Regions from separate parts of the Homo sapiens genome. Here region 2 is linked to region 1. A link is a loop called in an ENCODE intact Hi-C map of the cell type or tissue named here. Cell type or tissue: transverse colon. All regions are shown on one strand. Links, peaks and the distances in the headings refer to the core of each region. The heading gives the core; the rest is flanking DNA.

Region 1 (11,478 bases), core at 1,253-9,252:
GCCTTGGGATAAGTTGGTTTAAATAGCATTGTTGGGCCAAGGAGTATGCTCAGCAAGGAAAATTATTCATCATGTTGTCAATTATGCCCCAGAATGCTTGGACCATCGGTGTATGGAAATGCTGACTTTCAACCCCTAAGATTGTTTCTCCCTCCCCATATTTGTTATACATTTAAAGTTGGAACTGGTGACCACCTTGGGCAAGCTGCCTCCCTTCATCTGTGAGCCATCAGCTAACAACATTCTCAGCACTTCCAACACTGCTGGCAGCTGGGAAAATGAGTGATTTGAGCATCTCAAAGTATATAGCTAAATGGATGGATGGATAGATGATTGATTTCTTAACTGCCGGAAATGCCTATGCAACCTCCTCTATTTTTTAATGACTCACACTTAATAATAATCCCACTTAATAATAATATAAATCACAATAATAATCACACTTAATAATTATTATTATTACTTAATAATAATGTAACTGGTTAACTAGAGAAACTGAAGAATTAATAGCAGAGCTGCCAATAGATCTTCTCTGCCTTGCCTCCTTTTAAGATACATGAGAACCTACAGAAATAGTCTTAGCTTTTACTTTCCAGTTCTAAACAAATGCAGACTGACCATACTTTTGGTTTCTTTCCTTGGATACCTATAAAATTATTCTATTCTTACAACAAAACCCCTGGACTTGTACTAGCTTGAGGGTGTTTCCTGTTGGGGGAACCTGTCCCTGAGTGAAAAAGAAGGGCAGTTTTTTGTTTTTTGTTTTTTTTGAGACAGAGTCTCACTCTGTAGCCCAGGCTGGAGTACAGTGGCACAATCTTGGCTCACCGCAACCTCTGCCTCCCAGGTCCCTGTTCAAGCAATTCTCCTGCCTCAGCCTCCTGAGTAGCTGGGATTGCAGGCACGCATCACCATGCCCAGCTAAGTTTTGTATTTTTAGTAGAGACGGGGTTTCACCATGTTGGCCAGGCTGGTCTTGAACTCCTGATCTTGTAATCTGCCCACCTTGGCCTCCCAAAGTGCTGGGATTACAGGCGTAAGCCACCACACCCGGCCGAAGGGCCCATTTTTACCACAAGTTTCTATCTGCTATTATCACCAATTCAAAAAGCAAAAATAGTTATTTGGAATCATGGAAGGAAACGGTTGAATGAGACCTCAGAAGTTACAATCTCGCTTGTTGGAGAAAGGCTGTGTGAAAGTTCATCTGACTTCTCGCACATAGTTAGAGACAGATCTGGGCCCTCGAGTCTTCTGAATTTTAATTTGACAAACCAAAGTGTACTGATTTTTTGGTAACATAAATCTGGGCTGCTAGGGGGACTACTTATTTAGCATCATAAAAAGAGCAATGGGATAATGAAATTTCTGTTTCTTGTTATAGTCTGATATACGCTAATACTAATGATATTTCCTAATGGAAAATACTTTTGAAAAGCATTTTTCCCTGAAATATGTATTACATCATAATCAAAGACATGTCAACCAACAATATCAGTTAATTGTCAAATTTGTGACTTAACTGATAAGGAAGCATGCCATGTTCTCCAGATGAATGAAGCACCCAAGATAAGAGTATCTACTTTAAACTACCCTAAAGAAGATGCTTAAGCCTAGGATAGCAATGAAATATCCGCCTTTATTATTCAAACAACAGAGATAAGCAAGCAAATAAAACAAAAAGACCGCAAATCCCAAAGTAGCTACTCAAAATGTCAAAGTTAGCATTTTGGTGTGAATCCTCCCAGGCTTTCTTTCTGTTTTAGTGTTTAAACTTAGTAAGGCAGCATGAAAATTTCTCCATATAAAGAAACGTAACAGTATGTTTATATTGCACAGTTGCATAGTGTAGATGTATGAGTTTATTTTACCAATAATTTATGAAAACCGACTTTTAAATGTGGTTCCCAAGACATGCCAGGGTAAGACAGGTTTCTGTGACACAAATAAATTTCCGCCATTATTGAATACTCAAGATCATAAAAAACATTGGCATAAAAAAGTGCAAGGCTTACATGTTTTCTGTATTTTGTCTAATGAACATGTGTTGCTTTTATAATTATCAGATACTACAAAAATATTATCAGAGATACATATAGAATGTAGTTTGGTTTAAAGTCATTTAGACATGCTAACTTGAAAACTATACCCTTGATCATATGTGTTTTCACCTGGGTCCTCGGAGAAGCAAATGCCAAAACAGAATTAAATGTGCAAAATGCCCATGAGAGAGAATGGGGGGCGGATCTGGGTAGGGCTGGGAGAGCTATCAGAGCACAATGGATGTCCACCATGAGTGAAGGAGACAGGGAAGAGAGAAGGAATGCTGGGTGGAAGCATTCCGGATTGCCGCAATGTCAAAGAAGGTTTGGCAAGGCTGTTTGGGAGTCTTGAGCCAGTCATCTGTCAAAGGAATCCCTCATCTACCAGGGGCAGCTCTAAGTATCTTGGTGTGCTCAGTCACTGACTGGGAGCAACCCATAGGTAGAGTGGTCTTGCTGCAAAGGTGGCAATGAATTTCAGAGTGCAGGGATATAACAGAACCCTTGTCAATTATGGCTCCTGTCCTGTAGTTGGAGGTTGTGATTCTCATTCTCACAGTCATCACAGTATGACAATCATAAAAACATTAAAATTTGACCACTACGTTTTCTAGCACAATCTATAAAGTAGTGTCAAGCAACAAAATGTCTCCGTTAATTTCTGTAATTGGCAGCCACACACAATTTAATCCCTAAACCTTGGACTTTTGTCTTCATGCCTTTTCATGTCTTTTTTATTTCAAATTTATTGAAGACAGAATACGTTGATCACACTATAGATCTTACAGTATTTATTTGCTCTGCTACCTGAGAGAAATCTTTTTCCACTAGAATGTAATAAAATATTTTCAAAAAGGTAATTAATGGCAAGAACAAAGCCATAGTGTATAATTTTGCCTTTACAGCATAGGTCTAATATATTAGTTGTGATATTTATATGAGAACAATTTTATAACCAAAACATGCACCTGCAGTATCTCAATGAGAACTACTTTATAGTGGCCAGTATGGCTCACTTTAATGATGTAGTATGAAAAGGGAAAAGAAGCCAGGCACAATGGCTCACTCTTGTAATCTCAGCACTTTGGGAGGCCGAGGAAGGTGGATCACCTGAGGTGAGGAGTTCAAGACCAGCCTGGCCAACATGGAGAAACCCTGTCTTTATTAAAAATACAAAAAATTAGCCAGGCGTTGTGGCACACACCTGTAATCCCAGCTACTCAGGAGGCTGAAGCAGGAGAATCACTCAGACCTGGGAGGCGGAAGTTGCAGTGAGCCGAGATCGCGCCATTGCACTCCAGCCTGGGCAACAAGAGCAAAACTCCATCTCAAAAAAAAAAAAAAAAAAAAAGAAAGAAAAGAAAGAAAGAAAAGAAAAGGGAAAAGAATATACTATACTAACAATTAAATTTAGCTAACAGAGAGGATTCATAATCGGAGAACTATTTCTAAATTTCATAAAATTATGAGAACTTGAATAATATAACAAGATGTAAAGACCTTAAGCCAAAAAAATGGTATTATAAATAAAATTTCATCATGGTGCCAAAAGAAATCTAAAATAACATTGTTAATTCAAACTGATGGATTTTTAAAGTTCATTAACATTTTCATAATAACTCTAATCATTTAAAATATTTATTATGTCATTGAATTATTTCAGGAGCTGAAAATCATGTGGACAATTCCTGAGTCAATTTTCTCCCTTTTTGGAAAGCATAAAATGTCCCACTTTGGCGGTCATCCAAAGTAGCTTCCAATGGGTCAGCAGGTTGAGACATAGTACCGACAGGTGTCAGTGTCAGAGATCCCCTTCAGTGTGCAGAAAGGGGGCCACGACAGTCCAGCTAGAGGGCTGCAAATAGAGGACAGCATATTTTATAAAATCTGTCCATTTTCCACAGGGCATGCCAGGAAGGTGCTGGAGAGCATTAGGCTTGAATCAAGAATGCTTTGTGTGTCCTGTCATGGAACAGGGCTGGAGGGACTGAGTGGGGCCATCAGACTCTGGCTTTAGGGTCAAGGTGCATGACTGAGCCAGTACTAGAGACTGTTCTGTCTGGGGGAATTCATGCAGACATTGACCTCATCCCAGCAAAATCCTCCTAATCTGTTTGGCTGTTGGGATAGAGGCGCTTCCTGCACAGGGGTCCCATTGCCTACTTATTGAGCCTGTCCCTGAATTCAGACCCACATCCCACCAAATGGGTATCTCATCTCTTGACAGTTCTCAGCCCCAAGCTCCAAGTTTTTCCACTGATTTTTCAGTCTTTACTTGCCTCAGCCACAATGGTCCAGGACATGATTTTACTGCCTAAAGTCCAGCTAAATTTCAAGACCAGCCCACTAAGCTGAGGCCCAGGTGACTTTCCAGCCTTTTAAAATCTTTCTTCCCCAGGGGGAAGAAGATATTTCCAGGTACTGCCAACCCCAGTCCTTGCATGTCTGCCTCTTTGTTGCTGTGTTCCACCCACTAAATTCAATCCCCTTGAGACCAAGATGAACTCAAATTAAAGCTTAATCGGATCGATCTCTTTAGATATTATTAGATTTCTGGCTACTTACTTCAATTAGAAAGAAATGGCCTTTATGGCTTGTGTACGAAATCTTTGTACAGAATTCGTCACATATAGGCACAACTGAGTGTAGCTTGCCCTCTGCTGGTGAAATACAGTATCACGTTCAAGAGAGTTTTTGTTTGTTTTTTCCAACGCATTCAAAGAGCCGGACCACTCTTGAGGCAATAGCAGTGCACAATCATATTGTTAATACCCAAATACTATCAGGCCATGTAAAGCAGCAGATAATAATATTCAGCCTGCAGGAGCAGGGAAGGTTAAGGAAGTGTGGGAAGTGAGATATTTACTGTACTTATTTCTCTACACAATCTAAAGGAAGCCAATAATTGATTTACTTTTTTTTTAATGCATTCTGGAAAAAAACTGAGAAATATCCTTACTGATAACTCCCATGTACATAACTAGATTTTGTATAATTTAACGCTGTTCACAAACATTATGTTTCTCAAACATTATGTTGGAATATGAAAATATTAGAGTAATCTGTTACTAATGCTGAAGGATCAAAGTTTGTGGGTCTTTTTTTTTTTTTTGAGATGGAGTTTGGCTCTTGTTGCCCAGGCTAGAGTGCAATGGTGCGATCTTGGCTCACTGCAACCTCCGCCTCCTGGGTTCAAGTGATTCTCCTGCCTCAGCCTCCACCATGCCCGGCTAATTTTGTTTTTTTTTTTAGTAGAGACAAGGTTTCTCCATGTTGGTCAGGCTGGTCTCGAACTCCCGATCTCCGGTGATCTGCCTGCCTTGGCCTTTCAAAGTGCTGGGATTATAGGAGTGAGCCACTGCACCCGGCTGTAAGTCTTAATTTTATTAATGTTAGAGTTAAGAAATTACTTAAGAAAGTTAATCATTCAACATTATTCTCACTCGTCTGTAATCCAGTACGTTCTCCTGAGTGGAATGGAAAGGAGGGTGTCACAGCTAACATGCTGGGAAGTGCATATTACTCTAGCTATGGGCTTAAGAGCATGCCACTGCAGAAAACGTCATTCAGAATACATCGTTAGAGAGAAAACAAAAACAAAATTGGCTTACTACCTCCTATCACTGGGGACATCTGCATTATCTTACCATCAGGGAGTTAGGCACACAGCCTGCATTGTCCTGCAGCTTGCAAATTATATAAATGTATATGCCAGCTTTTCAGAGTTTTCTGCAAGAAAGTTTAGAGTCAAAATTTCGACCCATTTTAAATAGGCAGTATATGCATTTGTATTTAACTCTACTCCTGGCTTTATTTGATCTCTCCTATTGTCTTCTTCTCCACATTCCATGCTCCTCCCCGAATTATCTTGTTGCATGTTGTGTGCATTTATATACATTAAGTCTTTTGATTATATGTTAATATGAACTTATGTGTTATCTTCTCAAAGTTCTAGAAAAATAAAGATTGCATAATAAAATAAATGACAGTGCTGTATATTAATCTCTAAGTAAGCAGTTACCAGTTTCCATATTGGGAGTTTTGCACACAAATCAGAACAGGGAGATGGGCCTTTTTCTTTATCTATAGACAGCCTGATTGAGCAAGTAAGCAGTCACAGAACATTTACATAATGAACAAACATTTGTGACAGGGTCAAAAACAGTAACTTGTGAGCAAGCACAGCTTTCTACCCAACTCATTCCAGGATTCAGAACTGCTGGTTAGGCCAAAGGTGAGAAAGAGAATTGGAAGGGGCTGAGAAAGACACCAGGACTGATTGAGCAGCTCCTTCTGAACATGACGGACAGGCTGGAGTGTTAAGGGGGCTGTGGGGTGGCCTGGGGGAGCAGCTGGGGGTTCAGCAGGACTCTCAGGTCAGAGATGCCCAGGAAAGAGATTAGGGAGCTTGCTGTTATTGTTATATTTTGTTTAAAAAAATTCCTTTATTTTAAAATATCTCTTTAAGAGCTTTATTAGAGGCTTACTTTTTTCTTCAAAAAAAATTTTTTTTTCAGACGGAGTCTCGCTCTGTCGCCCAGGCTGGAGTGTAGTGGTGCCATCTCGGCTCACTGCAAGCTCCGCCTCCCGGGTTCACACCATTCTCCTGCCTCAGCCTCCTGAGTAGCTGGAACTACAGGCACCCGACACCACCACGCCTGGCTAATTTTTTGTATTTTTCTTTTTAGTAGAGACGGGGTTTCACCGTGTTAGCCAGGATGGTCTCGATCTCTGGACCTCGTGATCCACCTGCTTCGGGCTCCCAAAGTGCTGGGATTACAGGCGTGAGCCACCGCGCCCGGCCTGTTTTCTTCAACTTTTAAGTTTAGGGGTACAAATGTGCAGGATGTGCAGGGTACACAGGTCAATGTGTGTCGGGTTGGTTTGCTGCACAGATCATCCCATCACCTAGGTATTGAGCCCAGCATCCATTAGCTATTCTTCCTGATGCTCTCCTTTGCCCAATCTCCTGACAGGCCCCAGTGTGTGTTGTTCCCCTCGCATATGTCCATGTGTTCTCATCGTTCAGTTCCCACTTATAAGTGAGAACATGCGGTGTTTGGTTTTCTGTTACTGCATTAGTTGCTAAGGGTAACGGCTTCCAATGCCATCCATGTCCCTGCAAATGGCTGCATAGTAGTCCATGGTGTATAGGTACCACATTTTCTTTATCTCATCTGTCACTGATGGGCATTTGGGTTGATTCCACGTCTTGCTATTGTGAATAGTTCTGCCATGAACATACACCTGCATGTATCTTTATAATAGAAGGATTTATATTCCTTTGGGTATCTACCCAGTAATGGGATTGCTGGGTCAAATGATATTTCTGGTTCTAGGTCTCTGAGGAATTGCCACACTGTCTTCCACAATGGTTGAACTAATTTACACTCCGATCAGAAATGCTTACTTTAGTTAAGGGTTTTGATGTTAAGATTACATGCATTTTCTTTTAAAAATGTAAAAGTAGCTTAATTTTGCATCATTTTGGAGAGGGCTTTGTAGACTTAGCTTACAAGGGATTTTCGTGCTTGTCTAGGAAATCATTCTTCCTTATTTCACTATTTTTGTTACTATTTTTTTAATCCTGGCAATATGTCAGGGTTGTGTGTATAAAATTTGCAATTTCAGCAATTTAAGTGTACAAATCAATGGTATTAATGACATTTACGTGGTTTGCAACCATCACCACAAACTATCTCCAAAATATTTCATCAACTTAAAACTCTATACTCATTAAGCAATAACTTATAATTTCACCCTTCCTTCAGCCCCAAGCTGTTTATTTACTTTTTATCTCTATAATTGCCTGTTCTATGTACCTAATATAAGTGAAAGCATCAATATGTGTTCTGTGTCTGACGTTTCATTTAGCAAAATGTTTTCAAGACTCATCCATGTTGCAGTATGTATCAATACTTAATTCCTTTTCATGGCTAGATATTCCATTTATGTTTATATCACACTGTTTATTCATTCTTCTGTTATTGGACACTTGGGTTGTTTCTGCCTTTTGATTATTGTGAATATTTTTTCTATAAACATTAGTGTACACGCATATGTTTGCATCCTTGTTTTCAATTCTTTTGGGGATATACCTAGGAGTAGAATTGTTGGATCAAATAGTGATTCTACGTTTGACCTTTTGAGAAACTGCCAAACGATGATCCAGAAGAGGCGCCATTTTACATTCCCACCAGCCCAAGGTGACTGTGGGTTTTTCAACCACAGAACACTGTTTTCAAGCAATGCCCACTGTTTTTCCTAGCAGAATGGTTTCTGGGTCAGGTAAAACAGAGATGATGAATACCTTCTTCAGACAGCCTCTGGAAAGATTAAAACAGACAAGCATAATCATTTGTGAATCAGATCTGCTCTCCTCTCTGGAACCAGGGATAAGGGTCCCAGCCTGGGGAATCCAGCCTGCCGTCTTCAAGACTATCACCAAGCTGGACTTGTGGGACAAGCAAAAATGCCACACAGCTTTCATATCATTTTTAAGTTTCCTTTGTGTTGATCCAGCATTCTTTTAGTTGCCGTACACCTTTGATTATTTTCCCGGTTCTCACAAAGTTGGTTCTGACAGTGTCTGGTTGTTTATTCAACATTCCTATGGAAGGATGGGAGCTTAGAGCTGCCTTCCCTGCCATTTTGCTGACACCACTGCAATGGAGCATTCTTGACTCCCCTGCCCTAAGAGTTTGACTTACTCTGCATTCAAATGTCCTCTACCTAACATGACCAAAACACAACTCGTGGTATTTCCTTCTAACCTGCTTCTCTCTTGTGGGCCGCCTGTCTGGGAATGGTTAGATCCTTTACTCAGGTACTCAAGCCAAGAAGAGTTCTCATTTCCCTCTTCTTCTGATTGGTAGCCAGTCAGAACTGTGGCTGCAATACAGCCTTCTAAGACTTGTCTGATCATTCCACTTATGACAAAGTTTCTTTCTTTTTACAACACCCCAGGCTTCTCTCATAGTTCACTTTGATTACTGCAATGCCTCCTGCCTGGATAGTTTGTATCTCATTCTCCCTCTCCCCACTTCCTGTATGCATCTGCCCACAGAACTCATTCTTACCCCTAGAAGTAACCCAAAGACACATGTTCATATTCTATCCCTTGCTCTTGGAGTCATAAGCTGCTTTGGGACAAGGACTGCATATATCCATCCCTGCAACAGTTTCCAGCATATAGAACAAGCTGAACAAATGATTCCTGAGTGTCTGGAACAGACCCGAAATACCAGCCCTCAGAGTGATTAGACACAGTGTAGTATACATTAGTAAGACAGAAACCAGCAAAATGTCTATGCATGTAAATATGATTGCTTAGAAACTTGAAAAACTGAATTCTCTTTCTTGCGTCTTTATCTCTGATTTTGAAAATCCTACCCATTCTTCAAGGTCTATTTTTATTTCTTACTTTCTCCAGCTCCTAACCATGGAATATATTCCTGCCAATTCTGCACTGAATTATACACTCACTGGAAATCCCCTATATCAGCCCTAATGCTTCCTCCACCACAAAGTGGAGGAATATGCAGATGTTAGGAGAGAGACAGCAGAAGCAACAGAAGCTAGAAACAGAGTGTAGCTTCAATGACAGACCAGCCTGCCAGTAATTCATCACTGACATGCTTCATAATGTACTGCCTCATGGTGGCTATGATGAAATACTGTTACTGTGAGTTTTGTCCCTCCACTAGATTTGCATTTTCCTGAAGGTAACAACCTTCATCAACCAGTTTTGTATTAATCAAGAACCCACAGTTCAAGCAGACATACAATATATATTTTCCCAACATAAATTTTCATGTGTTGTTCATGCCTTGGTCTGCTATTGAGCTGGACTTCTGAAATAAACTGTGTTATGCTAGAAATAACTCATAACCAAAGTGTCTCTCCAGCAAAAGCAGGGAGGAAAGTGTCACCTTTCTCAGTACTAAGATTTTTCCTTAGCAAACGGGTGATCTCAGAGTAAGTACCGCTTGCCAGAATCGCTGAGTCCGTTTTCAGAGAGGAAGGAAAACGCTGTGAGCATCAGATCATGCTGTGTCCTGTGTGCATGGGTCTTTTCTTCAGTTGGTGACATTAGAAAACCATCTGGGAAATAACGCTCAAGGCAATGGCTCCCAAATAAAGCATAGAAGACACCTGTGGAAAGGCCCAAGAGTTTGTGTAAGATTTTCAAAATGATTTTGGTTGCACAGTCAACACTATTTTCAAGAACACATTTCTCCTGAGGAAAATGCTCTCTGCCATGCAGTTTGTCACTGAAGCTGTCATCTATGAGTGCCATCTGGACCAAGTTCCAGTTTGGTAATGGGCTCTCACATACATTTGCCCACCAAGAAATTCTGTAACTCATCTACAATGTCCATGGTAAGATTTGCATATCTTAGTTCAAATGAAATAGAAACCTAAAGAAATAAAATTGCCATCTCAGACAAAGAAAGAAGACTTTACCTTGTGAAGAGCCACAGCCTATTCCGAGGAAGTCTCTCTGGTCCGCTCCCCTCCAGGTGGTCCCTGAAATCTAGGAAACGTAGAGTCACTGTCAGCCACGGGAGCTGCTGAAGGACCTCTGGCAGCCTTGGGTGCTGAGGACGAGGACTGGTGTGTGCAGAGGAGGTGGGTGAGAGCACAGGCTGAGCTGCTGCTGGGCCACCCTCCTTGGTGGTGAAGGAAGGTAAAGGAGACCATCAGGAGAGCCCTGGAGGACAGAGCCTCGGGTCTCTGTCTAAGCCACCCTCATCACTGTGAAGTAGGCAGTGTTCACCCAGGCAGCACACAAATGCACGGCATCACTCCAGGACAGGGTCTCCTCACAGAAAGAGGCCTGGTAAATATCCTCTTTTTAAAAAAAGTTACAATGTTTAACGTTCCTGAATCTACATATGCTCCTTCTGCACTTACCATCTATATTACTGGATTTTAAATCATTATTTTGGTGAAAAATACACAATATGTATTATTTTGATTATTAAATGCACACTTCTGTGACATCAGTTCCATTCACAATGCTATCTAGAAAACTAAAAACAATCTTAATTCAGTTTTCTTACCTTCCACCTTGGGAAACTAGAGAAAAAAGTATTGTGTAATGTAAACCCAACATTAACATAGAAAAAAAATATATTCATTATAATAGAAATAATAAAATAAACAGAGAACAAAACAAAACCAAAAGCTGCTTCTTAGAAAAGATAAACAGAATTGATAAACCTCCAGCCAGGCTAACCACAGAGAAAAGATAGAAGACACAATTTATAAATAATGTAAATAAAAAGAGGAATCATTCCTGCTGATCCCATGAATATGAAGAAGATAATAAAGGAATACTTAGAATAAATCTATGCTCACAAATCTGACAGCAAAATTCCTTCAAAGGCAGAAACCATAACTACCCAAAGGAGACTCAGATAATCTGAGTAGG
Region 2 (11,478 bases), core at 1,997-9,996, 110 kb before region 1:
GGCCTCTGGCTCCCTTCCAGGAGGGACTTGAGGTGCCGCAGCTGAAAGGCAGGGGCAGGGGCATGGTGGGGCCTGTGGCGGTGCCAGACTGCCCAGGGCCACCCCCACCACCCAGGGCCTCACCTCTTGGGTCTGCAGGAGGTTGGTATTCCACAGCTCGCGGATGAGCACTTCGCACTGCCTAAGTGTGGTGGGCTTTCGCAGGGGAAGGGGCAGGATCATTGGGGGGTGTGCCCCCGCCCCCATCTGCCTGCCCTGGTGCTGGCTGTTCCCCATACAGGCAGCTCCTGCATTAGAGGCCTCTGCTTTCTCCTTTCTGAAACAGTCATTGCAGCAGCCAGAGGTGACCTGCCCAGGTGCGTCTAACCACCCACCCAGCATACCTCCCCAGGCAGCGCCCAGGCCAATGTGGGGAAGAGGGCCTGGTTCCCCTCTCCCACTGAGCAGGGTGCTCTGGGCACCAGGTGGGGGTCTCTGGGACTGGGGCCTGTCCCTTTCTCCCCTCTGAAGGTGCCCTAAGGGTCAGATGGGCTTCAGTGGGTGACCAGCTAGCTGCCAGGCTGCTCTTGATCGTGACCCCACACCCAGTGGGGCATCTTGCTCCAGGCCTGGTCTTGGGATGTGCAGATGCAGGAGCCTGTCCTGCTGGTTGCGCTGCTGAAAGTGTGCACTCTGTAGCATCTCAGGGCAGTCCCGCAAACTCAGGGATCACCAGAACCTGTTCCTACTCTGACCTGCTGGCCTAGTGCCCTCCAAAGGCAGGCTGTGGCCAGGGGCAGCAAGCCTTCTCTTGGTAAGAATATTACTTTACTTTTCTCTGAGGAAGTGGTTTAGGGGCTGCTACTGGCCCCCCTCGTGGGCTCAGGTCAGCACAGGTACTCTGCAGGACCCCCAGGGGAAGGGAGGAAGACAGCGCCCACCGATGGGTAGAGCGTGGCCGTCATCTGCTATCATGAGCCCAGGAGACAGGCCCCTGGAGCTAGGGGCAGAGCAGTTGGCTGACTGCAGGGCGTGAGCCTAGTAAATGTAGTCATGGGGCCCTTAGGGTGCAGGCAAGACTTACCTGGCCTGCCCTTGCACCCCAGGAACACCCAAGCCTTACCTGGCCTGCCCTTGTACCCCAGGAACTTTGTCCAGCTTGCTGTTGTGAAGTAGGGGCTCCTCTTCCAGGTCCGCCTTCTGGGAGACGTCAGCTTTTGAATCTTGCTTGTTGAAGGAGCCGGGCTGGGGCCTGGCCTTGCCTTGAGAGTTGGCTGCAAGTCAGACCCTACAAGGCCGGTCACTGCAGGCACCAACAGTCACCGCCCAAGTTTTCCAGGAACAGCTGTGTGTACCCAAGAAGCCCCTGTCCCTGCCTCAGTTTCCTCCTCTGTAAAGGGAAGCCTGCCTTGGAGGGTTCTGGGGGGAATCAATGTGGTTCTGAGGGTGAAGCCCATGGGTGGTGCCTGTGAACACTCTAGAACAATCAACATAGTGGAAGCTGGCCCCATCTTGGGTAAAATGAAACTGCATGAGAGGCTTGGGACCCAGCCTGCATGGGTTTCCTCGGCAAGGACAAGGCCCGTCTAGCACCTGGGCCCATCACAGGAATGGTGGGGGTTAGGGCAGGGCTGAGGAAAATGCCCGGCCTCACAGAGTGGGGAAAAGAGGCTCTCTGCTCCCGGCTCACTCTGCAGAAGGTGCCATGAGCCCAGGGCTCCGTGGGCAGTGCCATCCCTCCTGTGTCCTGCCTGCTTGTGGCAGGGACACGGCCAAGCAGGGCTGCTGCTGGGCAGCCAGGGTACATCCTCCCTAGAAGGCCACCCGGGGAGGCCCCTCCTGCCTGCTTGCTGCCCCGCCCTGGGGTGCCTGCTGTGAGGCCTTACTGCCCTGTGACTGGTCCCTGGTCCTGCCCACCCCCCCTTAATCCCCTCCCGGTGGCTTCAGCTTGCAGGGCTCTTTTCAGCTGCACCTTCATCCCCAAATCCTGGAGCTTGGCCCAGCAGAGGGCGCCTGGTCAGCACCCCTAGAGGCCACCCAGGCTGGGGTCCCCGTGGGGCACTCACCCCTGTGAGCACATGGACGCCAGCCTGCTCACCTGAATTAGAGATGGACTTGACAGACTGGAAGCTTGACATGGAGAGGCTGTCTGCAGGAGAGCGCACAGTGTCGGCGCTACCGCCCGCAAGACGCCCACGCTTGCCTCCTGGCCTGTGTGTCCGTGAGGAGCCCTCCTTCAGCCTGGCAGGGCTGGGTCCTCCCGGCTCTACCCACACTCCGTTGATGCAGACCCAGCGAGCGCCCAAGGGAGCAGAGGCCCTGGAAAGGTGGTTTCCTGAGGGGCCATCTGGAAAGCAGGAGGGCTTGGGACACATGGAACAGCAGGTCCCGAGGGAAAGCATGGCCTCTTCCCGTGTCCTGTCAGCGTCCCCAGCACTGCAGGGCTGGGGCTGCCGACTTGGGCCACACTTTGCCCAGAACAGCTCACTGGAGTTGCCACAGCGGCTAGGGAAGGGCCCTCCCTCAACCCCCTTCTCCATGTCTCCCTGGGAAGGGAGAGCCCTAGGCACTGCCCCAGCTGCGATGTTCCCAGGCTGGCTCCATCCACCAGTCAGATGTCCTCCTGATGTCAGCCCCAGCCCCAAAGATAATGGGAAGTGAGCTTGAGACCACAGCCCAGGATCCTGGGCTGGGTGGGGGCCGCTGTCAGGATGGGGAAGTGCCTTGGACAAGTGGCAAGGAAACAGGACTCTGCTTCCTCCCTTTGTCCCCATGGTTGCTGCCCAGATGGCAGGAAGGGATCCCTGGATGGAGTGTGTCCAGAGCCCCTGGGCCCCCAGCATGTGAGGACTCAGAGCCATAGGGCTGGAAATCCTGGGCCTGGCCACAGCAGCAATCTGAGGCAAAGATCTAGCAGGGCAGGGGCTGTCCCAGGGGTTCCTTCCCATTTCAGCTCTACTTGGAGGAGGGAGGTCTGGGGAGCACCCTGTGCCCACCTCCCCACTGCAATGACCTCAGGCCCTGGGCTTCCCGAGAGCAGCACGTGCTGTGCTTGGCTGCATAACATCGTCCAGCCACGGCTAGAGGTAGCGGCATCTGTCCAGGTCCCCCAGAACCTGTACCCACTGGGTTGGCATACAGGGGCCAGTGCAGCCAGGTGGGCAAGGACAGTCTGGAGGGGCTCCCCTGGGTGGCAAGAGCATCCCATCAGTCACTGAAGGGCCCAGTTCTCACCTTTCTTCTGTGATGTCTGATTCATTATGAGCTTGTAATGGAGATCTGAAAGCAAGCACACGCTCTCCTCAGCACTTGTGAAACCACAGCTATTCTGAGAGAAGAAGCCTGGCCTGTCCTCTCCTGGCTGCTGAGCCCAAAAGTCCTGCCCCCCCACTGGCTGATTGGGCCCTGCCCCATGGATCCCGCTCTCCACCACGCCTTCGTCGTGGGTGTCAGGCCAGGAATGGCCCTGCCTGTTCCCTAGGCAGAGCCCACCGGGCATATCGGCCTCATCCATCTGAGATGACTGGAGGGCATCCACACTGCCCAGGCAGGGCCTGGGCTTTAGGGGTACAGAGGTGAACTCCGGAACCCCTGGCTATGGCAGTGTCATGATCCCGTGGGGATCAGGGACTGCGGGGGAGGCTCAAGAAGACATTAGGAACTGGGCGTCCTGAGGCTCAAGAAGACATGGGGAAGCGGGGTCCTGACAAAACAGACGCCTGGTGATGGGATACTCGGCACTCAGGTAAGGCAGCACCAGGGAACGGGGCGGGAGAGGAGGCCGCGGGCACTGGTGCCCTTGCTGGAGCCCTCCTGAAGCAAGATCGAGGAGCGGAGCCACATCCCACATCCTGGCGGGCCCTCCTTCTGCTCGGGGCAGGAGGGGTGGGGGAGGAGGGAGGGAGAAAGGGGGGCGTGGGGGTGAGGAGCAGCTAAGGGTGCAGTTGGGAAGGCCCCGCCGGAGGACAGCATGGGCACAGGCGAAGCGGGGACGGGGTGGGGGGCGGGGGAATGCCTGCTCCTGATCCGATGTGTTTAGCTGGAAGAAATTCATTGAGCTGCGCACTCGCACTTGGGCACGTTTCCCTGTATAAAGTTTTTGTTTTTGTTTTTTTGAGACGGAGTCTCGCTCTGTCACCGAGGCTGGAGTGCAGTCGCAAGATCTCGGCTCACTGCAAGCTCCGCCTCCCGGGTTCACGCCATTCTCCTGCTTCAGCCTCCCGAGTAGCTGGGACTACAGACGCCCACCACCACGCCTAGCTAATTGTTTTGTATTTTTAGTAGAGACGAGATTTCACCGTGTTAGCCAGGATGGTCTCGATCTCCTGACCTCGTGATCCGCCCGTCTCGGCCTCCCAAAGTGCTGGAATTACAGGCGTGAGCCGCCGCGCCCGGGCCCCTCTATAAAGTTTTTAACAGAGGTGTGTCTGACCCTGCTTGGAGAGGAGAGGATTGGCGGAGTCAGCATCTGAAATGCTGCTGCCCTACGAGACAGGCAGACAGGGTCGGCACTGCCCGGGGGCCACGCGGGTCTCCCTCTGGGAGGAGGGGACAGCTCAGCGTGGCAGGGCGGGCTTACCGTCCTGTGTTCCCCCTGAGCCCAGGCGTGTGCTGGAGTTGATGGCTGTGTTTCTGTGCTGCGGGAGCGGCAGTGTTGAGTGTGCCTGGGGAGGCAGGGCCGGCCTAGGGCCCCGCGCCGGCTCACCCTTGTTTTCCCGCTTCAGATGCTCGATCTCCTCATGGAGCTTGGCCAGCATCTCCGAGTGCTGCTGCTGCAGGAACTGCAGGCTTTTCTCCAGGTCCAGGTTCCGTTTCTGCGGGTCGCTCTGCCTGAGCTGCGGGCTCTGCGGCCTCAAGGACTGGACGCCCACAGAGGGGCGCTGGCGCCGGCGCCGAGAGCCCGGGGTCGGCGAGCTGGGGGGCCGCGTCCCAGCCGCCACCCCCGCACCGCTCATATCGCCATCGCCAGGTACTCTCCCGCTGCCACTGCACCCCGGCTCAGTGGCCAGGCCGCCCTAGCCTGGCGCCCCGTCACCATGGAAACCGGGCGACGGAAGGCGCGAGGCGGTTGGCGGGGGCGGGGCCTGTCGCTGGCTCTTCCTGGGTGAGTAGTGATTTACAAGGCATCCAGGGCTGGGCGCCGGGGCTCACGCCTGTAATCCCCGAAGTTTGGGAGGCCGAGGCGGACGGATCATTTGAGGTCAGGAGTTCGTGACCAGCCTGACCAACATGGCGAAACCCCAACTCTACTAAAAATACAAAATGTAGCCGGGTGTAGTGGCGGGAGCCAGTAATCCCAGCTACTCTGGAGGCTGAGGCAGGAGAATAGCTTGAACCGGGAGGCAGAGGTTGCAGTGAGTCGAGATCGCACCGCTGCACTCCAATCTGGACGACAGAGACTCTGTCTAAAAAAATAATAATAAAAGGCATCCAGGCATCCTTTCCAGCCTGAATGGAAAGTGAGACCCCGTCTCTAAAAAATTAAAAGAAAAAAAACCCGGGCATGGTGTCTTGCGCCTGTAGTCCCAACTGCTCGGGAGGCTAAGGCGGGAGGATTGCTGGAACCCCAGAGGTCGAGGCTGCAGTGAGCTATGATGGCACCACTGAACTCCAGCCTAAGTGACAGAGTGAGATGCTGCCTAAAAATAAGAGGCTGGGCGCGGTGGCTCACACCTGTAATCCCAGCTACTCCGGAGGCTGAGGCAGGAGAATCACTTGAACCCAGGAGGTGGAGGTTGCAGTGAGCCAAGATCGCGCCATTGCACTCCAGCCTGGGTGACAGGGTGAGACTGTGTCTCAAAAAATAAATAAATAAATAAATAAATTTAAAAATAATAAAAATAAAAAGAAGTCTTATTTTTTTTACAAGGCCTGCCCTCAAAAAAAAAAAAAAAATCACAGCCAGGCCAATCATAATTTTGCCAGATACCAGCAAACCTGGAGGAAGGGAACATAGCTAACCCCAGCCTGCTCTGGCTCTCCTTTCCCCACATCTTACTGCCACATCAGCGGGGCTCCTGTATAATAACAGGGGATACAAGTGAAAGAACTGCTCATCTCAGAGCTTATTCAAGAAATCTCTAGGAAACCGTAAAGGCAACAGGGAGACAAAAACTAAGACACTAGAGGAGGTTTAAGCCTCTGACACCTCCAGTTAACAAACAGAACACATGGCGCAACCCCTAACCAGACCAACATAAAACTTCACACAGAAAGTCCATTTACTGGTTGAGCACGACCAGCCCTCAACAAAAACTTGCAAGGCATAATAAAAAACAACACAGTTTGAAGACACAGCAAACATCAGAGCCAGACTTAAATATGGCAGAGATGTTGGAATTATCAGACCAAGAAATGGAATACAACTATGATTAATATGCTAAGGGCTCTAATGGAAAAAGTGGACAACATGAGATTACAGACTGATAATGGGAACAGAGAAGTAGACATTCTAAGAAATAATCTAAAGAAAATGTGAAGGCCAGGCAGGGTGGCTCATGTCTGTAATCCCAGCACTTTGGGAGGCCAAGTTGGGCAGATCATTTGAGGTCAGGAGTTCAAGACCAGCCTGGCCAACATGGTGATATCCCATCTCTACTAAAAAATACAAAAATTAGCTAGCGTGGTGGCATGCACCTGTAATTCCAGCTACTTGGGAGGCTAAGGTGGGAGGATTGCTTGAATCCAGGAGGTGGAGGTTGCAGTGAGCTGAGATCATGCCACTGCCTTCAAGCCTGGGCAACAGAGTAAGACTCCATCTCAGAAAAAAAAAAAAAAAAGGAAAAAAAAGAAAAGAAAATGCGAGAAGTTGGCCAAGCACAGTGGCTCACACCTCTAATCCCAACATTTTGGGAGGCTGAGGTGGGTGAATCACTTGAGGTCAGGAGTTCAAGACCAGCCTGGGCAACATGGTGAAAACCCATCTCTACTAAAAATACAAAAATTATTTGGAGGCCGAGGCGGGCGGATCACGAGGTCAGGAGATCGAGACCATCCTGGCTAACACGGTGAAACCCCATCTCTACTAAAAATACAAAAAATTAGCCGGGCATGGTGGTGGGCGCCTGTGGTCCCAGCTACTCGGGAAGCTGAGGTAGGAGAATGGCGTGAACCCGGGAGGCGGAGCTTGCAGTGAGCCAAGATGGTACCACTGCACTCCAGCCTGGGCGACAGAACAAGACTCCATCTCAAAAAAAAAAAAAAAAAAAAAAAAAGGCAGGCATAGTGGTTTATATCTGTAATCCCAACTACTCAGGAGGCCGAGGCCGAAGAATTGCTTGAACTCAGGAGGTGGAGTTTCCAGCAAGCTGGGATCCTGCCACTGCACTCCATCCCGAGCAACAGAGTGAGATTCTGTCTCAAAAAACTAAAAGAAAATGTAAGAAGTCAAAAACACAACAGAAATGAAAAGTCAGGTGCATGGCTGATGCCTGTAATCCCAGCACTTTGAGAGGCCAAAGCAGGAGCATCTCTTGAGCCCAAGAGTTGGAGACCAGCCTGGGCAATATAGCCAGACCCTGTCTCCACAAAGAACTAAAAAATTTGCCTGCATGGTGGTGCACACCTGCAGTCCCAGCTACTGAGAAGGCTGAGATGCAGCGAGCCATGATTGCACCACTGCACTCCAGCTTGGACAACACAGAGAGACCTTGTTTCAAAAAAAGAAGGAAAATGATATAGGAAATTTGGATCTAAAAAAAGGGAAGTGCATTAGAGAAGGAATAAATTAAGATAAAATATAATCTTTATTTTTTTTTAACAGATGACAGTTTGCTCAAAAAAATTATGGCAACATGTATTCAGTAATTATGGTTTATGGACAGCTGGAATGAATGGTAGCAATATTACTGCTGGGAGGGAGGATATCCTGAGTGGAGAGAAATTCATCCAGGCAGGAGTGCAGTGGTGCGATTATAGCTCACTTGCAGCCTGGAACTCCTGGGCTCAAGTCATCCTCCTGCCTCAGCTTCCCTAGTAACTGGGATTACAGGCACACACCACCATGCCTGGCTAATTTTTTTTTTTTTTTTTTTTTTTTTGTCTTACTATGTTGCCCAGACTGGTCTCAAACTCCTGGACTGAGGCTCTCTTCCTCCCTCAGCCTCCAGAAGTGTTGAAATTACAGGTATGAGCCACTGTGCCTGGTATGTGGTTGCTTTTGAATGTCCTAGTCCTAAACATCTGGTTCCCAAGAAGGAGAAAAGAAAAATGAAGGCAGGAGGAGGTGCTGATCCATAAAAACCTCCTGGAAGGTGTGTACCCAGGGAGGCAGTGAGGGTTGAGGAGGGACGTTGCAAACATAGCAGTGGAGATTGCAGCAGTGGCTGCCTGCCTCTTTGTCTGCATTTTCACAATCAACAGCAGCCATCATCAATCAGAGCACAGATCCCCAGTATTTGGAGGATGGGGCTCTTATTGCCCGCTCTGGTTCCTGCAAGCTATAGGGAAGCTACTGCAGAAATGTATGCATGGCTGCTTGCACCACCAATTTAAATGCCACTTTCTTCTGAAAACACCCTTACAGACCTGCCAGGAAATAATGTGTAACCAGATATGAGTGCATCCAGTGGCCCAGACAAGTTGACATATAGAATTAACCATCAAAAGTCCACCCCTTGTCAACCTGGCACCCATACACATCTCCTTAAACCATACTTACTCTCCAAATAAACACAATAACCCAGTGTTATTGTGTTAGCAGTGGAAGGTGTCCGAGTTAATAGTGTTAGCAGTGGAAGGTGTCCAAGTCACTGGCAGTGAATCCGGATGGGTCTTCAGCAACCACAATTCTTGGTTCCTCAGAAGAAGGAATTCGACTGAGGAGCATAAGGCAGAAAAAGAGACCAAAGCAAGTTTCAGAGCAGGAGTGGAAGTGTATTTTAAAAGGCTTTAGAACAGGAAAGAAAGGAAAGTATGCTTGGAAGAGACCTAAGTGGGCACATGAAAGTCAAGTGTGGTGTTTAACCTTGATCCTAGGACTTTCTAGACTAGCCCCTTTCCCATGATCCTTCCCATAGGGTGGGCTGCCCACATGTACAGTACCCTCCTTACCCTTGGGAGTTCCTAAACACATGCAGTGTGTTTAGGAAACTGTATGCATGCCCATCTGAGGTTTTCGGGTGGGGTGCCCCTGGAAGGTCATACTCCACTACTTTGTCTCTTAATGCACATGCCTGGGAAGTTGATTCTCCCTGGAATCTGCATTCAATTAACACTTTAGTGAAATAGGTGTGGCCCATCAAGAAATGGCCTGTCCCTGGCGCCAGCTGCCAATTTATCACTTTTATTTTTTATTTATTTTTTGAGAGGGAGTCTCTGTCACCCAGGCTGGAGTACAGTGGTGCGATCTCGGCTTACTGCAACCTCTACATCCCAGGTTCAAGCGATTTTCCTGCCTCAGCCTCCCAAGTAGCTGAGATTAGAGGCATGCGCCACCACACTAGCTAATTTTTGTATTTTTAGTAGAGATGGGATTTCACCATGTTGGCCAGGCTGGTCTCAAACTCCTGACGTCAGGTGATCTTCCTGCCTCAGCCTCCTAAAGTGCTGGGATTACAGGCGTGAGCCACTGCGCCTGGCCAAAAGTAGGAATTCTTGACTGGGAAATAATTAGATATATTTCGGCACCTTGTGACTTGAGAAAATTATGCTAGGAATTCTGGCTTCGGGAGTCAAGGGAAGCTAGCTTAATTTTTACAGTGAAGGCTACATAAGAGGCCTCTCTCCAGCGTGGTGGCTCACACCTGTAACCCTAGCACTTCAGGATGCGGAGGCGGTCCCATCACTTAAGCCCAGGAGTTCAAGATCAGCCTGGTAACACAGTGAGACCCCGTCTCTACAAAAAAATTTAAAAATTAGCAGGGTGCGGTGGCGCATGCCTGTAGTCCTGGCTACTTGGGATGCTGAGGCGGAAGGATTGCTTAAGCCCAGGAGTTAAGAGGCTGCAGTGAGCTGTCATGGTGCAGTGCACTCCAGCCTGGGCAATATAGCAAGACCTTGTCTCAAAACAGAGAGTTCTCTCTCATTTATATTGGAAATGTCAGGGTTATTGGTGAGAGCTGGCCTTTAGGGGATCTAACTTGCTCTTGGATGTCCAAGGGGAAAGGTATAGATTTCTCCTGACTGCACAGGGCCTCTGCTTGTGAGTTGCTTGCACAAGATGATCAGAATCTGACTTACCTCGGATCACGGGGGCGCTGGTATATCCTAGCGGTAGATCGTGGGAGTGGGCCACGAATGGGATCCAGGGAATGGGATTGCCTCGGGGCAAGGAGGACGATGCGGAGGTGCAAGGGGCAGGGGTGGTGTCAGGACAGCCTGAAGCTGCGCTGCCAGAGGCTCTGGGCCACGTGGTCAGAAAAGCATCTGGAGTTGGCCTGTCAGCAGGGGAGTGTGGCCCAATGGCAAAAAGTCAAGGGCATCCTAGGAGCTGAGGAGGCGGGGGCAGTGGCAGTTAGGCCAAACCACTCTGGAAGCATCCAGGGGTGGAGACGAGAATGTGCAGGAGCTCCTGCCTCCAGCCTGGCCTCCCTCCTCCTTGTGCCCCAGACAGAACTGCTTCCCCTGAGTTGCTCCAACTCCAGTCTTTCCCCAGAAGTCCCTCACAAGTGCCTCCTGGCCGGGCCCCACCAACTGCATTTTGCTCTCATCCCAGCAGTCCCATTTTCTCTACAGTGAAAGTTCTTGGCAAAATTTAAATCCCGTTTTATTGGCGAGGTCCCTACCCTGCTACCTGGAAGTGGCTGGAACCTAGCTGCCCGCTGCTGCCCTTGCTCCCCAGGCAGAAGCCACTGAGCACCAGCTGGCCTTGTGGCCATCGCTGTCCAGGTCCCAGCCCCCAGGACCCTGACCCCTCACTCAGCTTTGCTGTTCTTGGTTCTCAGTGCGTTTTTGCCTGCCCCCCACTCCTGGCCAGACAGTTCAGCCCCCAGCAACTCCCGCAATCCTTGGAGCTTCTGGAAGCCATAGACTTGGCGGCACATGTTCCCGGTGGTCAGCTTTTCTTTGAGAACAGGGTCTCACTCTGTCACCCAGGCTGGAGTATAGTGGCGTGATGAAGGCTCACTACAGCCTTGATCTCCTGGACCCTGACGATCCTCCAAACTCAGCGTCCCAAGTAGCTGGGACCACACATGTGAACCACCATGCCTAACTTTTTGAATCTTTTGTAAAGACAGGGCAAAGTCTACTGTGCCTCTGAGAGAGGAAAGCATAGGAAGCCAGAGGCCCAGGCCTGTGGACACTGGGGGGAGGGGCCGACAGGGTGCCCAACAGTTGTTTCTGCAGCCCCCGTGTGCTCAGGGACTCTGTATAGGTGAACCTCCTAGAGACTGAGCCCAGGTGCCAGAAGACTCAGAAGCAAGGACATGTTTATTCAGATCCATGGTCGTTACAAGCTTCATTTTTGGTCACAGGCCCTAAAATGCCATTATTCTCAGTTTACATCAAAATACAAAGCCCAACATTTACAATTTCAAAAACATTAAAGCAAACCCCCAA

The links. Hi-C counts contacts between places; a loop is a spot of excess contacts. Peaks named below come from ENCODE experiments on the same cell type or tissue, not always from the same donor. Only the 100,000 strongest peaks of a DNase experiment are listed, where the experiment ranks them.
Region 2: a loop joins it to region 1, with 5 times the contacts of the local background. A loop is called at or near these places in 25 of 110 quality-filtered maps.

The regions. Positions count from the first base shown.
Region 1 is chr2:131,406,563-131,418,040 of GRCh38, reverse strand. It overlaps LINC01120 (long intergenic non-protein coding RNA 1120), which reads right to left. Exons shown (of 3, transcript NR_036499.1): 2 at 10,509-11,478; 3 at 9,813-10,196. Among named protein-coding and RNA genes, the nearest start is that of LINC01120, 9.4 kb to the right of the region's middle. RefSeq lists a silencer at 3,914-4,160. In transverse colon, for the core only: a CTCF peak has its summit at 4,695 (motif pointing left); no DNase peak of the experiment used is centred there; H3K27me3 peaks cover 4,751 bases.
Region 2 is chr2:131,521,427-131,532,904 of GRCh38, reverse strand. CCDC74A (coiled-coil domain containing 74A) reads right to left here and starts at 5,017. Exons shown (of 8, transcript NM_001258306.3): 1 at 4,685-5,017; 2 at 3,214-3,258; 3 at 2,078-2,128; 4 at 1,103-1,241; 5 at 124-316; 6 at 1-41. The coding sequence starts at 4,934. It also overlaps the pseudogene SMPD4BP. RefSeq lists enhancers at 3,500-3,549, 4,829-4,878, 10,597-11,321 and silencers at 4,929-5,008, 5,079-5,158. In transverse colon, for the core only: no CTCF peak of the experiment used is centred there; a DNase peak (open chromatin) is centred at 5,114; H3K4me3 peaks cover 2,035 bases; H3K27ac peaks cover 1,400 bases.